3 separate regions of the Homo sapiens genome follow, and regions 2 and 3 are each linked to region 1. A link is a contact called in ENCODE Hi-C or POLR2A ChIA-PET data. All regions are on one chromosome and are shown on one strand. Each heading gives the region's core, a stretch centred on a gene start or an enhancer-like site at or near the end of the contact. The rest is flanking DNA. Distances are from core to core; before and after follow the strand shown.

The links. A loop is a pair of places that touch in the nucleus more often than their neighbours do. ChIA-PET counts read pairs that join two places held with the same protein, here RNA polymerase II (POLR2A). Pooled maps may share reads with other maps.
Region 2: a pooled map shows a loop between it and region 1 (7-fold over the local background). The contact joins the enhancer-like site here to the promoter of FOXQ1 in region 1. A Hi-C loop is called at or near these places in 1 of 168 maps with a recorded cell type or tissue (naive thymus-derived CD4-positive, alpha-beta T cell), 1 of 37 single-sample maps with no recorded cell type and 7 of 50 pooled maps. POLR2A ChIA-PET finds 5 or more read pairs at or near these places in 1 of 52 experiments (PC-3).
Region 3: a loop to region 1 is called in a pooled map, with 7 times the contacts of the local background. The contact joins the promoter of FOXCUT here to the promoter of FOXQ1 in region 1. A Hi-C loop is called at or near these places in 1 of 168 maps with a recorded cell type or tissue (naive thymus-derived CD4-positive, alpha-beta T cell), 3 of 37 single-sample maps with no recorded cell type and 10 of 50 pooled maps. POLR2A ChIA-PET finds 5 or more read pairs at or near these places in 1 of 52 experiments (PC-3).

The regions. Positions count from the first base shown.
Region 1 is chr6:1,310,035-1,313,799 of GRCh38, reverse strand. It overlaps FOXQ1 (forkhead box Q1), which reads right to left and starts at 1,702. Exons shown (of 1, transcript NM_033260.4): 1 at 1-1,702. The coding sequence starts at 1,095. RefSeq lists an enhancer at 532-1,248.
Region 2 is chr6:1,623,320-1,627,084 of GRCh38, reverse strand. GMDS (GDP-mannose 4,6-dehydratase) reads left to right here. Exons shown (of 11, transcript NM_001500.4): 10 at 2,545-2,613; 11 at 2,854-3,279. The coding sequence ends at 2,916. Among named protein-coding and RNA genes, the nearest start is that of FOXC1, 15 kb to the right of the region's middle. RefSeq lists an enhancer at 2,488-2,597. Within about 2 kb of position 2,169, at least 7 of the 41 ENCODE cell types and tissues checked have a DNase peak (open chromatin) inside an H3K27ac peak, as active enhancers do.
Region 3 is chr6:1,603,499-1,607,263 of GRCh38, reverse strand. FOXCUT (FOXC1 upstream transcript) reads right to left here and starts at 1,733. Exons shown (of 2, transcript NR_125804.1): 1 at 1,465-1,733; 2 at 1-1,248. RefSeq lists enhancers at 172-672, 673-1,173 and silencers at 2,475-2,544, 2,595-3,014.

The DNA.
Region 1 (3,765 bases), core at 453-2,952:
CGGGCCTCGGAGTGGCTTGGCGGGGGCCGCCGCCGGGAGAGGTGCAAGCAGGAGGGGCGGCGCGGTCGGTGGCACCTCGGCCTCGCGCGCGCCCAGCCGCGCCGGCTCGCCCGCGCCGTACGCGCAGAGCGGCAGCAGGGCCCTGCAGGGCGCCGCGGGGAGGAGCGCGGGGAACGCGGGCAGCGGCGGGCAGGGCGCGGCGCCCCACTGAAGCGTCGTCCCGGGGGCCGTGTCCCTGAGGCGGCGGCTGCGGAAGGGCTTGCGCAGGATGCTGTCGATGGCGAAGGAGCTGGAGAACTTGCCCGCGGGGCTGGCGCGCTCCTCCTGGCGGGCGGGCGAGCGCATGCGGGGCGAGGCCGGGGCGGCGGGCGCGGGCGGCGGGGCGGCGGGGAGGCCCGGGGCCTCCTCGGGCCGCAGCCCGGGCGCGGGGACCGGCGCGCGGTGGCTGAGGCGCTTGCGGCGGCGGCGGAAGACCCCGTCGGCGAAGGTGTACTCGCTGTTGGGGTTGAGCATCCAGTAGTTGTCCTTGCCCCAGGGCCGCGAGGGGTCGCGCAGCACCTTGACGAAGCAGTCGTTGAGCGAAAGGTTGTGGCGCACGGAGTTGCGCCAGCCCGTGTAGCTGCCGCGGAAAAAGGGGAACTTGCCCATGAGGTACTCGTTGATCTCCGCCAGCGTCAAGCGCCCGCCCGCCGAGTCGCGGATGGCCATGGCGATGAGCGCGATGTACGAGTAGGGGGGCTTGGGCCGCCGCGTATATGGCTTGCTGCGTGCACCCTCGCCGCTCCCCGCGCCGCCCGCGCCTGGCCCCGCCGCCCCGGCCTCCGCGCCCTCCGCCACCACCGCTGCAGCAGCTGCTGCCGGGATCGCCTCCTCCGCGCCCGGCCCGCCTCCCGCACTCTGTTCGCCGTCGCCCTGCGTATCTCTGGCGCCGCCGCCCGCGGCCGGGCTGTTGGCCGCGCAGTCCCCATCTGAGCCCAGGGAGTCGTCTCCCGCCGCCGACAGCGGGGACGGCGCGTCGCTGCCGCCCGCGCCCTCCAGGTCACTGCCCTGCTTGTCCCCGTGGGCCGCGCGAGGGACGAACACCTCCAACTTCATGCCCGCGCACCCAGTCCCTCCCCGGCGTCGTACCCTCTTCCTTCGCGCAGCCTAGAGAAGCTGGTGCCAGGGAAGGGGATGGCGATCCGGGGCCGGGGATCTTCGCCTTTTTCTCCCGGGAGCTCTACCCTGGTCTTCCGAGATAGTCACTTTTCCGGAGTCCTCTTCCGCTGGGCTTTTTCTCTGGAGGGGCTGCAAGTGTTGGGTGGACTATGGGGCGGAGAGGGAGGAGTTGGGTGGGTGTCGCCTTCGGTTCGACGTTGAGACTTTGGGGTGAGTGTGTGCAGGGGCCGCGGTTCCACCCTCGGGTGCCCGAGCACGCCGGGCTTAGAAGGCTTTCCTGCCGGAGAGAAGCAGCATGCGCATCTGCTGCTCGTTAAAGAGCCCAGGAGGGGTTCTTCACTGGCGGTCCCAGGTCCCGCGCGGGCGTCTTCGGGGCACGGAAATGGTGCCGGATGATGTGCGTGCCACCGTGGGGGAAGGTCCGGCGCCTTCAGCCTTGAGCACCCGCGGAGGCGAGTCCCCGAGGCCGCTGCGCCCGCAGCCGCCTTCCCGCTCCCAGCCTCCGGGGCAGCATCTCCCCGCTGGCCTGCCGCGGCTGCGTCTCGCCTCCACCTTCGGGCCGGCCCAATATAACCCTGCGGCGGCTCCGCGGGGGCGGGGCCTGAGCGCGGACGGCAAGGGGTGGGGGAACGAGGTGGCCGAGGTGGTGGCGGCTCCCCAGTTCCCCAGCTCCCCAACGGGCGCGCACCAGGCGGAGGCCACACTGCAGCGCGGCGGCAAAGTCGCTGGCGCAGGTTGTTTGTTTTGGGTCGGCCGGCCCCGCCTTCCTCCTCCCGCCAATGGGGAGCGCGCGCGCCGCTGTGGGTTTGCGCGTGTCTGTGAGTGTGCGTGTGTGCGCGCGCGGGGCCGCTCCGCCAGCCGGCTCCTCCGTTCAGGTGTGGGCCCCAGCCCCGGGCAGCCCGCGAGGGCTCCCTGCGCCCTGGAGTTCGGGGACGCAGTTTAGGCGAGTGCGCCTGGTTGGGGGGACACGCCACAGTTCCCCTAGGGGGACACCTGAAGGGACTGGGTCTAGGGGAGCAGGGACTTTGCTCGGGCCTAAGCTGCACGCGGCGTATGTGCTTCTGTAGTAGTGAAAACGATGCTGCTTACGAAAGCAAACCCCTGTCGTCACTGCAGAGGTGCTGAACAGAAATTGCGCAGGACACTTGCAGTGACCTCTTTCGGGAGCCTTGTGCTGTGCCCCTTCCTATGAGCTCCTTTCAAGGACCATCTTGTCTTTTCCTCTTGTTTTAATGAATGCACTCCTGGGCTTGAAATTGTATGCGCCTTTTTGGATGACCTTTACTCTTGCTCACTAAATGGGCTCCGACTTTCACTTTTCTTTGTCTTACTTTACCTTTTTCTTTACCTGGCTGGTGACTCCTGCGGGAGGACAGCAGCGTCCTCCTCTTCCCCTGGGGCGGCTGTGTCTGGCGCAGGGTGCTGGGCTGTGCCTGCACTTGTGTCCCTGCGGAAGCCTCAGATGCCGCCGAGCTCCGCCGCTTGGTTCCCGGGATCTGACAGTCAACAGGAACGACGGAGAGGGCGTGTTCCCGGGGGCGGGGGCAAGAACAAACCGGTTCACGGCCATTTCTTTCCAATATTCCTTTGGGACTTTTGCTGTGACCTCACTGGCACCAGTGTCGGACAATCTCGAAAGGGGGGACCGTTCCTCACCCCAGGGCGCCCGGGGCGTGATCCCCACGCGGCGTCATTAGTCCAGGGAGCGGGCGCCTCGGCCCCGGGAAGGTGCACTTCCAGCCCGCTGCCCTGCCACGCCGAGTTTCCTCCTTTTTCCTGCCTTTGTTGCACAAAAAGCGACGGAGCCGCTAGTAGGTGGGAGCTCACCTTTGATGTTTATTTTATTACTTTCCACCATTTGTGTTGAAAACGTACACAATCCTCTCTTATCTTTATTCAGGGAGTTTTGAAGCCATTCACAATGGGGCGGGCAACATGACAGCCCCAGCCACAGCTCTGTTATTTTTGTATTTGGGGAAGGATCGCGTTCGGAGATTAGACTGACTTTATTAAGTATGCGCCTCGGGAGCCAGGTGGGGAATGGCTGCTTTTTGGGAGATGAGCCTTTCTGGAGGGGTCTGCTCAGCTCTAGCCTTGGAGTTGATGGTTCACTAGACCTGGAGAGGGAAGTGGGATGAGACAAATATGTATATCTATATATATATAGCGAGGTAAAGAGGCTTGGATTTGGCCAGGGATAAAAGGCGTTCGTAATGAATGTTTTTCTCTCTTGAACTCTGGGGTTGGGCAGGGCAGGAGGGCACATGACTATTTGATGGGGAAGGTAAAGCCAAGGAGGCTTGAGGTGGGACCCGTGGTCGCTACAGAGTCCAAGGGAGGCCTCTTCGAGACTCCAGGGCCAAGGTGTCCTGCCACCAAGGAATGCTGGTCGCCGCCAGGGAAGGTGGCTCACCCCACCTCCATGTCCCACTTTCCCCCTTTCTTACCCAACCTCCTCCCCTCCCCAGCTGCAGGGGATCCTCTCCTTACCCTGATTTCATTTGGGGCAAGGGGGGCAAGGACCTGCCCCACCTTTTATGTCTATCCTGTGGGCTGCTGTCTGCAAGTTTGGAGCCTGAAAAGGTTGGGGGGCAAGAGAGTGAGTTG
Region 2 (3,765 bases), core at 920-3,419, 310 kb before region 1:
TGTTCTGAGGGGACCTCATCCTTTTTCTTCCCAAGGTCTCTTGGTCTAATTAAATTTCAGGGAGACAGAGCCTTGGCAGAAGGTTAAAGGAAGCAGCTAGACTGCAGTATTGGAGCTAGGCTCAAAACTAAATTGAGAAGTTTAACTGGGTGCGTCTCTGGTTTCAATGAAATACTTTTACAGTGTATGGTAGCAAGGTCTGTTTCTAAGCCTTTGAAAAACATTTTTCTTTTTCCTTAATTGTAGTTCCCTGGTTGTTTTTATATTGTGAGCTACTTGTAGAAAACTACAGGAAACATAATTACAATACAAAGCTCCATTTCCCAAGCCTACCAAGATTATTTGAAGCCAAACTGGGTTTTAGGGTTTTGCTGACTATGAGTTCACAGCCATGAAATGCATCCTATGTCGTGCTGGTTGATTTACAGCCAGTGTGATGTGATTAAACAATAACCATGTTTCTCCACACCGTCTAGCCGCTATAGGATTGAGAGAGGGGAGGGATGGGCTGCATGACTCCACATTGCACAGCTTCCTCTGGGGAAAAAGAATGAGTATCTTTGTGTGACGCTTATAGCAAAATAGAAGCCTGTAGAAATATATACAAGTTTATTTAGGGAGGGGAAAGAAAAATAAATTACTTCGTTTTTCTGCTTATATTGCTATTTCCTTGTAGCGCTATGTTAAATTGCTAATTACTACTTTTTGTATTCTACTTTTCCTGAAGAATCTGTATATGGACTTTTAGGGCCAGCAGAAATAACTTGTTTTAGTACTATTAACACTCTGGGGAGGAAACTGGTACTTCAGTGTATTGCGAAATGCAAAGCGTTTGAAAAAGTAGTGATGGATGATGAGAACGACAGCGAGAGTCGCTGCGTGTACTGCTGCAGCCCCATTGCAAGCCCACGGTGCAGACATTCAGCAGGATCCAGACAGCCTCTGCTCTAGAAGGCTCAGCAGAGAAGGTGAGCTCCAAACCCAGGGCAAAGCAGGTCCCACCCCTGCCCTCTCGACCATCATGAATCTAGAACAAATTCCCCACCTGCCAAGTTTCAGGGAAGTCTGAAGAAAATAAGCAGGAAAGGCTTTCAGTGGCAGCTTGACTGGCTGTTACTTTCACACGATGAAACTCCTTTTAGGCTGTTCTTTAATTTGTATGTAGCTGAAATAGAATGATCGAGTATTTCTCACCTTTAAAGATCGGCTATTTTCGTACGGCCTTTGCGTTCGGTTTATTTCGAGGAATCACATCTGATGTGTTATTTGACGAGTACATTTGTGTATGCAAAAGCTAAATATTTATCTCACTTCTAGCAATTATGTATCTCAAAGTCTTTTTTCTTTCTTCCCTCCTTTCTTTCCTCCCTTTCTCCTTTCCTCCTTTCTTCCTTCTTTCCTATTTTGTAATTCATCTTGAAATTCTCATCTCAACCTTCATGTCAGTCAGTCTTCACAGAGCTGTAAGAAAGACATTGGTGAGTAGGGGCTGAGAGCAGGATTAAGTTCTTCTCCGCTGGTTTTCTTTTAGCCAGCCTTCCTTCCAGGGAAGCCTCTTAAGTCGATGGAGATGAAATGCCCTTGTTTCCTCGAGTGGAGCAGTTGGGGAAAGCGGGAGGAGGAAGGCACTGCCAGAGGGGACGGTGGCGGGCAGTGCGGGGTCCTGCAGAGCTGCTGGCTGCAGCTCCGCTCGTGGAAGTACAAGTGGGTCGAGATCGGCATTTTCTTAGGAACAGAATCGAACCGAGTAGAATAGGGGTAGAATAGAATAGACCGTCTACAGCGTTCCTGGACGCTAAGCCTAAGAATTGCTTCGTGAAACTCCAGTTTCGTTTTATGAACGCGTGTGTGCGGGAGGCGACGTGAACTGACTTGACTGTGGGTACGAAAAGCCCAAAGCCACCGCCCAGGAAGAACCGCGCTTGGCTGCGGCCCGGGAAGAAACATCCACGGCCGCGTTAGAAAGAGGGTCGCACGCTGCCGCCGAGGTAGAGGGGTCCCCGAGTCCTGGGGCCTCGCGCCCCACAGCCCGAGTCCCTTCCCCGCGGGGCTGGTGGCTTTGGGTAGGACGCGCGCTTGGCGCGGCCAGCCCTGCGGCAGGAGCTGAGCGGCGCAGGGACACGGGCAGCTGGGAGGGGCGCCTGGTGATTTACTCACTTCCCTCCTAGCCAGAGAAGTGCAGCAATTCCAAACAGTTCTCATAGGAGCGTCCCTGACAACTTCATGTTATAAAAAAAAAAAAAAAAAAAAAAAAAAAGCATTAAGAGCCCAAGGGACGCCTTGGGGAGAAGAGGTGTGGAGGTAGCTGGGGGTGGATCGCGGTCACGGTCCTCACGGGTCCGCACAGCACATTCTTAACCGCGACCTAGTGATTTACGGCGCCGAGAGCCGCAACTGAACGCGCACAGCAGGGACCGAAAGCAGGGAAACCCGGAGCCTTGTGCGCCCAGAGGGAGCGGAACGGTGGGAGTTCCCGGGGCTCGGGACCTGCTGCCCCCACCCCCACGACCCACGCCTGCTTCGTCTCCCCCTCTTCTTCCCTAGGACTTTCTGCAGGGCGACTGCACCAAAGCGAAACAGAAGCTGAACTGGAAGCCCCGGGTCGCTTTCGATGTGAGTATCTCTTAGGGCGCACGCCGCCCGCTGCGGGGCCCCGGGCTGCAGGGCGGCAGCTCTCAGGGTCGGGCGCCTGAGGCGCCTGCGATGCCCAAAGCCCGGAAGGCGGGGTGCGGGAGAAGTGAGGGGAGCTGGAACGAGGGACGCGGAGGCCTCTCTGGGGCCGACACCCGGGGTGGGGTGTCACCAGGAGAGAGTGGCAGAAGCTCCTCCCTCACGCCCACCCCTGTGTTGCAGGAGCTGGTGAGGGAGATGGTGCACGCCGACGTGGAGCTCATGAGGACAAACCCCAATGCCTGAGCAGCGCCTCGGAGCCCGGCCCGCCCTCCGGCTACAATCCCCGCAGAGTCTCCGGTGCAGACGCGCTGCGGGGATGGGGAGCGGCGTGCCAATCTGCGGGTCCCCTGCGGCCCCTGCTGCCGCTGCGCTGTCCCGGCCGCAAGAGCGGGGCCGCCCCGCCGAGGTTTGTAGCAGCCGGGATGTGACCCTCCAGGGTTTGGGTCGCTTTGCGTTTGTCGAAGCCTCCTCTGAATGGCTTTGTGAAATCAAGATGTTTTAATCACATTCACTTTACTTGAAATTATGTTGTTACACAACAAATTGTGGGGCCTTCAAATTGTTTTTCTCTTTTCATATTAAAAATGGTCTTTCTGTGAACTAGCATTCACAGGGTCAGTGTGGATGTTTTCTCCCAAGTTATGAACACGGCTATAGGGGTCCCCAAACAACCCCACAATCCAGGCCTTGGAATGAGATCGCTGTGGTCAGGCCTTGCCCTGTTTTGAGAAAGCCCTTGGTGGGAGGACTCCTGCAAGGCTAAGGGGGGCGGGGGTGCTCCGGCGAGCCTCCTCCTTAGTCTTTGCCTGGGACATTTCTTTCCCCCTCCTGGTGACAAGTCACTCTGGAAACCTAGTTCCTGCAGAAGGGAGGAATTCACACCCTGGCTGGTCTCTGCTGACTATAATTAGAACCCAAGGGCTCTCACCCATCTGAAAAAGAAGTCTTGAGAAATAGAGGGGGGTCAGAAGAAGAAACTTGAAGGTAAGCAAATACTGTTGGAACATTCCATGGCAAAGCCACCAAGTTACCTAGAGGTCTCTGAGCCTGTGCCTTTCCTTGTGGTCTAGAATCTTTTACACAGTGCTTATT
Region 3 (3,765 bases), core at 484-2,983, 290 kb before region 1:
CATCTCTTGACTCATTTGGCAGAAGAGCCCCCACGGGAACCCTTCGGCTTCTTTTCTGACACCTCACGTACTTGCAGCCTGAAGGCCCCGCAGGCGACAGCGGTAATGGATGTTTGGTGGAACCCTCCCTGGGCCCACACTCCGCCCCTCCCCAGCAGGCCGGGCAACAATTCCCAGGGCCCACCGAGGGGTGCTTAGCTCGGAGGAGGGGGAGTGACGTCACAGCGATGTTCAAAACAAGGCCTCCCCTGGCCCCACCATAGAAAAGCACCAGGAAGGGGAATGTGGCGAGCACTCCAGGAAATGCTCGGATTGGGGACCAGGTGACACTGTAGGAATGTGTGTGCTGGGGGATGGGATGGTGTCCTAAATATGGGTCACCAGGAGCCAGAAGGAGCTCTCTTTTTTCTTTTTCTTTTTCAAGTAAAGCAGAGGAGGTGGAGATTGGGATGGGGGCAGTCCGGAAAAATCACTCCCTAGGGGTGTGAGCTTAGCTCGTGTTGTGCGGATTGTCCCCGTCACAGCCCAATCACCTCTGTGGTGTGCCTAGACGCCCTCTCCCTTACCTCCCCGCTTTCTGGCTTCTCCATCCTCTGGGCTCTGGGTTCAGCCCTGAAAGCCGAACTGTGGGCTGCAGTGGGGAGGCGAGGGCAGGTAGAAACCAGCTTCAGGGGGGGCTCCACCTGGCCCAGGAGCTGGGGGACAACAGAAAAGGCAGGCTTAGGGCATGAGGGAAGGCGCTTCTCCTGCTGCACTGGGGCAGTGATTCCTGGGGGCTCTGCACACACAGGAGGGAGGCTGCAAGTCCACAGCTGCTTTAGCATCTTTCCCTTTGCTGGGGCAGACAGAGTGGAAGATTAAGGCAATTAACCCCAGAGGGCCACTAGAAAACTGTCCACTAGGCTGCCATCACAGACCACTGGAGCAAGGTCCGCTTGGGGATGTCTTTGAGCTTTTTAGATTACTTAGATAATTGTCTTAGTTCTCCATTCGGCCTCCTTTGCTTAGACCAGAATCCCAGGGGTAGGGGAGGATATCCTTGCATCAATGCCCGGCATTCGTTTTCAAACCACCAGGCCGGCAGGCAACGTTAGTCATCGGTGCGACTTTTCAGCGGAGGAAGGAGTGGGGACCGAACATCTGGGTGGCCGCGACCTTGGGCAGATACTCCTTAGCTGGGGGATTTTCAAGTAGAGGATTTGTCAGCACAGTCCCTCCAATTCAGCCCCGTCCTTAGTAGAAAAATTTCTACAATAAACGAAAAGAGCGTTTGGTTTTCGATTGTTTTAAAGACAAAGTGATCCATATTGCCTGTCTACATGGTTGGATTAATCCGATAGTTGCCCTCCTGGGGGCAGACCTCCACGGGAAGTTTGTGTGATGGGATAATTTAATGTCATCTAAGTCCCCTGGAGGGGCGGTTCCCCTAACTACTCACCCAGGAGAAAGCCAGCCAACACCTACCTGATCGTTCCCGCCTCGGGATGGCCCACCTATCGCCCCTTGGCAGGAAAGCCCCCGCCTCGAAGGGCGTTTCGGGGGCTCAGAGCCGAGCTAAGCTGCAAGAGGGGGCCATGGGGAATGCGGGAAGTGAATCTTTAACTTTGGTGCCCGGCTTCAAAAGACTCAGGGCTTCTTGTGTTCAGGCAGAGGTAAATGGAGATTCAAACTGTCGTCTTGCATTAACAATCCGGAATAAAAATAAAATTCGTAAAGGGATAGATGATCGGAAAGAACAAATGGTGCATGTGTGCGCGAACGAGCCCCAGTTTCTCTCCATCCAGGTCCCCAGCGGACTCAGAGCGGCCGCCGCACTCCACGGCCTGGGAGGACAGAGGCCCCGCAGCCTCCCAACCTCGGCTCATGTGGGGGGCGCGCCGCGCAGGGTGGGCGAGTCCCCAGGCCCCAGAGTCTGCCGGAGCCAGGGTGCGCGGTGCGGCGGGAGCCGGCCGTCGGAGGACTGCAGGGCGAAAGCGCCTTCCTGGGGCTGGAGCAGAAGGCGTGTGCCCCTGCACGGACGCGCCTTGGCTGTGGGTGTGGGAAGAAAGGCTTTGCCCCGTGAGACAGACCCACAGACAGCCCCGGAGCCGCCGGCGGGGTGAGGTGGGCTGCAACCTTGCAGGTGGCTGGCTGTTCCCAGGTCTCCGGCCCGGCGCCGCAGCGGACCCAGGCGCCGGGGCCGCAGCCAGCCTTCCTTCCGAGTGCTCCCTTCGCGGAACCCTGCGCCCTGGGACCTTCCTTCCGACGTCCCTCACCCCGGCCGGGGAGTGGCACCAACGCGGACGCACCGCCGGGCCTCCTGCGGGTAAGGCGCGGTCGGCCCCCAGCTCTGAGCCTTCTGGGCAGGAGCCCCGGGGGCCTGGGCCGGGGCCGGTGTTTGCACCTCTCAGGACAGGGACAAGGCCGACACCCGGCTCGGTGCAGCCGGCCTCCCCCGAGGACCTGAGGGCCGACGCCTCCGGGAACCGCTGGTCCTCGCGAGTGGGTCGGCGCCTGGCAGCGCGCGCCGGTGACCTGGTGGTCCGTCTGCTCCCAGGCCGCCCCTCACAGGCTTCCCGCCGCTTCCCCGCGAGCGTCAGCAGAAAAAGGGACGATGTGGAAGCCCGGAGGCCCCTTGGCCGACCCAGGCTGGGGCTCTCAGGCTGGGGGCACCTCACCCCGGCAGGTCCCGCGCCTCGGGAACCCGGGGCCAGGCAGCCGTCCTGGGCGCCCGCACCGCGCACTGCGCGTGCTACGAGCGCCCCCTGCCGTCGGAGGCGTTGTCTCCGCGGCGCCTCTGCCCGCGCCGGGCTCCAAGGGCCGGCTCCGCCTGTCCCCGCACAGCGTCCCCTGGGAACCGGGTCTCCAGAGAAGGAGGCCTGGGGAAGACCGCGCCGCCCGCGTGGGACCCCGCAGGGCCTGGCACCTGGTTTTCTAGGCTGCAACTCTCATCCCTCAGGGTCCGGGCGGGAACAGCCCCATCGGGGAGACCCTCTCAGACTTCCAGGCACAGACCACGGACGCTTTTGTTCCTGGAGTGGAGGGAGGTGACCCGAGACTGGGGCTTTCAGCCACCGCTACGCATTCCTTCCAGGCGGCCCTTTTAATTGACGTACACGTTACAGAAAAAGCAAGGCCGCTCCATCCAGTGAATTACATTGTGGGAGATGCCAAGGAATGTATTTACTGGCAGCCAGGTTTGCCAATAAAAGTTGCAAATAAAGACTGCTGGTTTCCAGGAAAATGTACTTCTGTTTTTTAAACACTCCTTAGTCTTAATTACCAAAAACTGAGCCTCCAAAGAACCGGTTTCGAGAACAGGACCAGTGAGTGGCGGTGCTGGCGAGGCCTCACACCCCCACGTGCAATCACACACCCCGATGTCGCCTATGGGAACAAGGACCATGCACACCTATGGCTTTGCCCACAGAGAGGCTCGCCCGTATTTACATACGCAGCAGACACAGACACAGGCGAAACGTTGGCACACAGAGAGGTATGCGCTCGGATTAGGGCTGTTTAGTTTGGAAGTGAAGAAATAAGAAAAGACAAACTATGGCAAACAGGCGAATTTCCACAGAAATAAATGTCTGCGAGGAAAGGAGGCACTTGCTCTGTAGTGTTTAGTTATGGTCGCCCTGGTAGTTCTTTTTAGTCCGACCGGGTTGACTATAAATGAAGGCAGCAGAGAAATGCAGAATTTACATTTACTAAAGGTCCGCTTTGGCTTGGGGTCACAAGGACCCCAGTGGGAATTAGAAAATCTCCCCACTCACTAGATGGAGC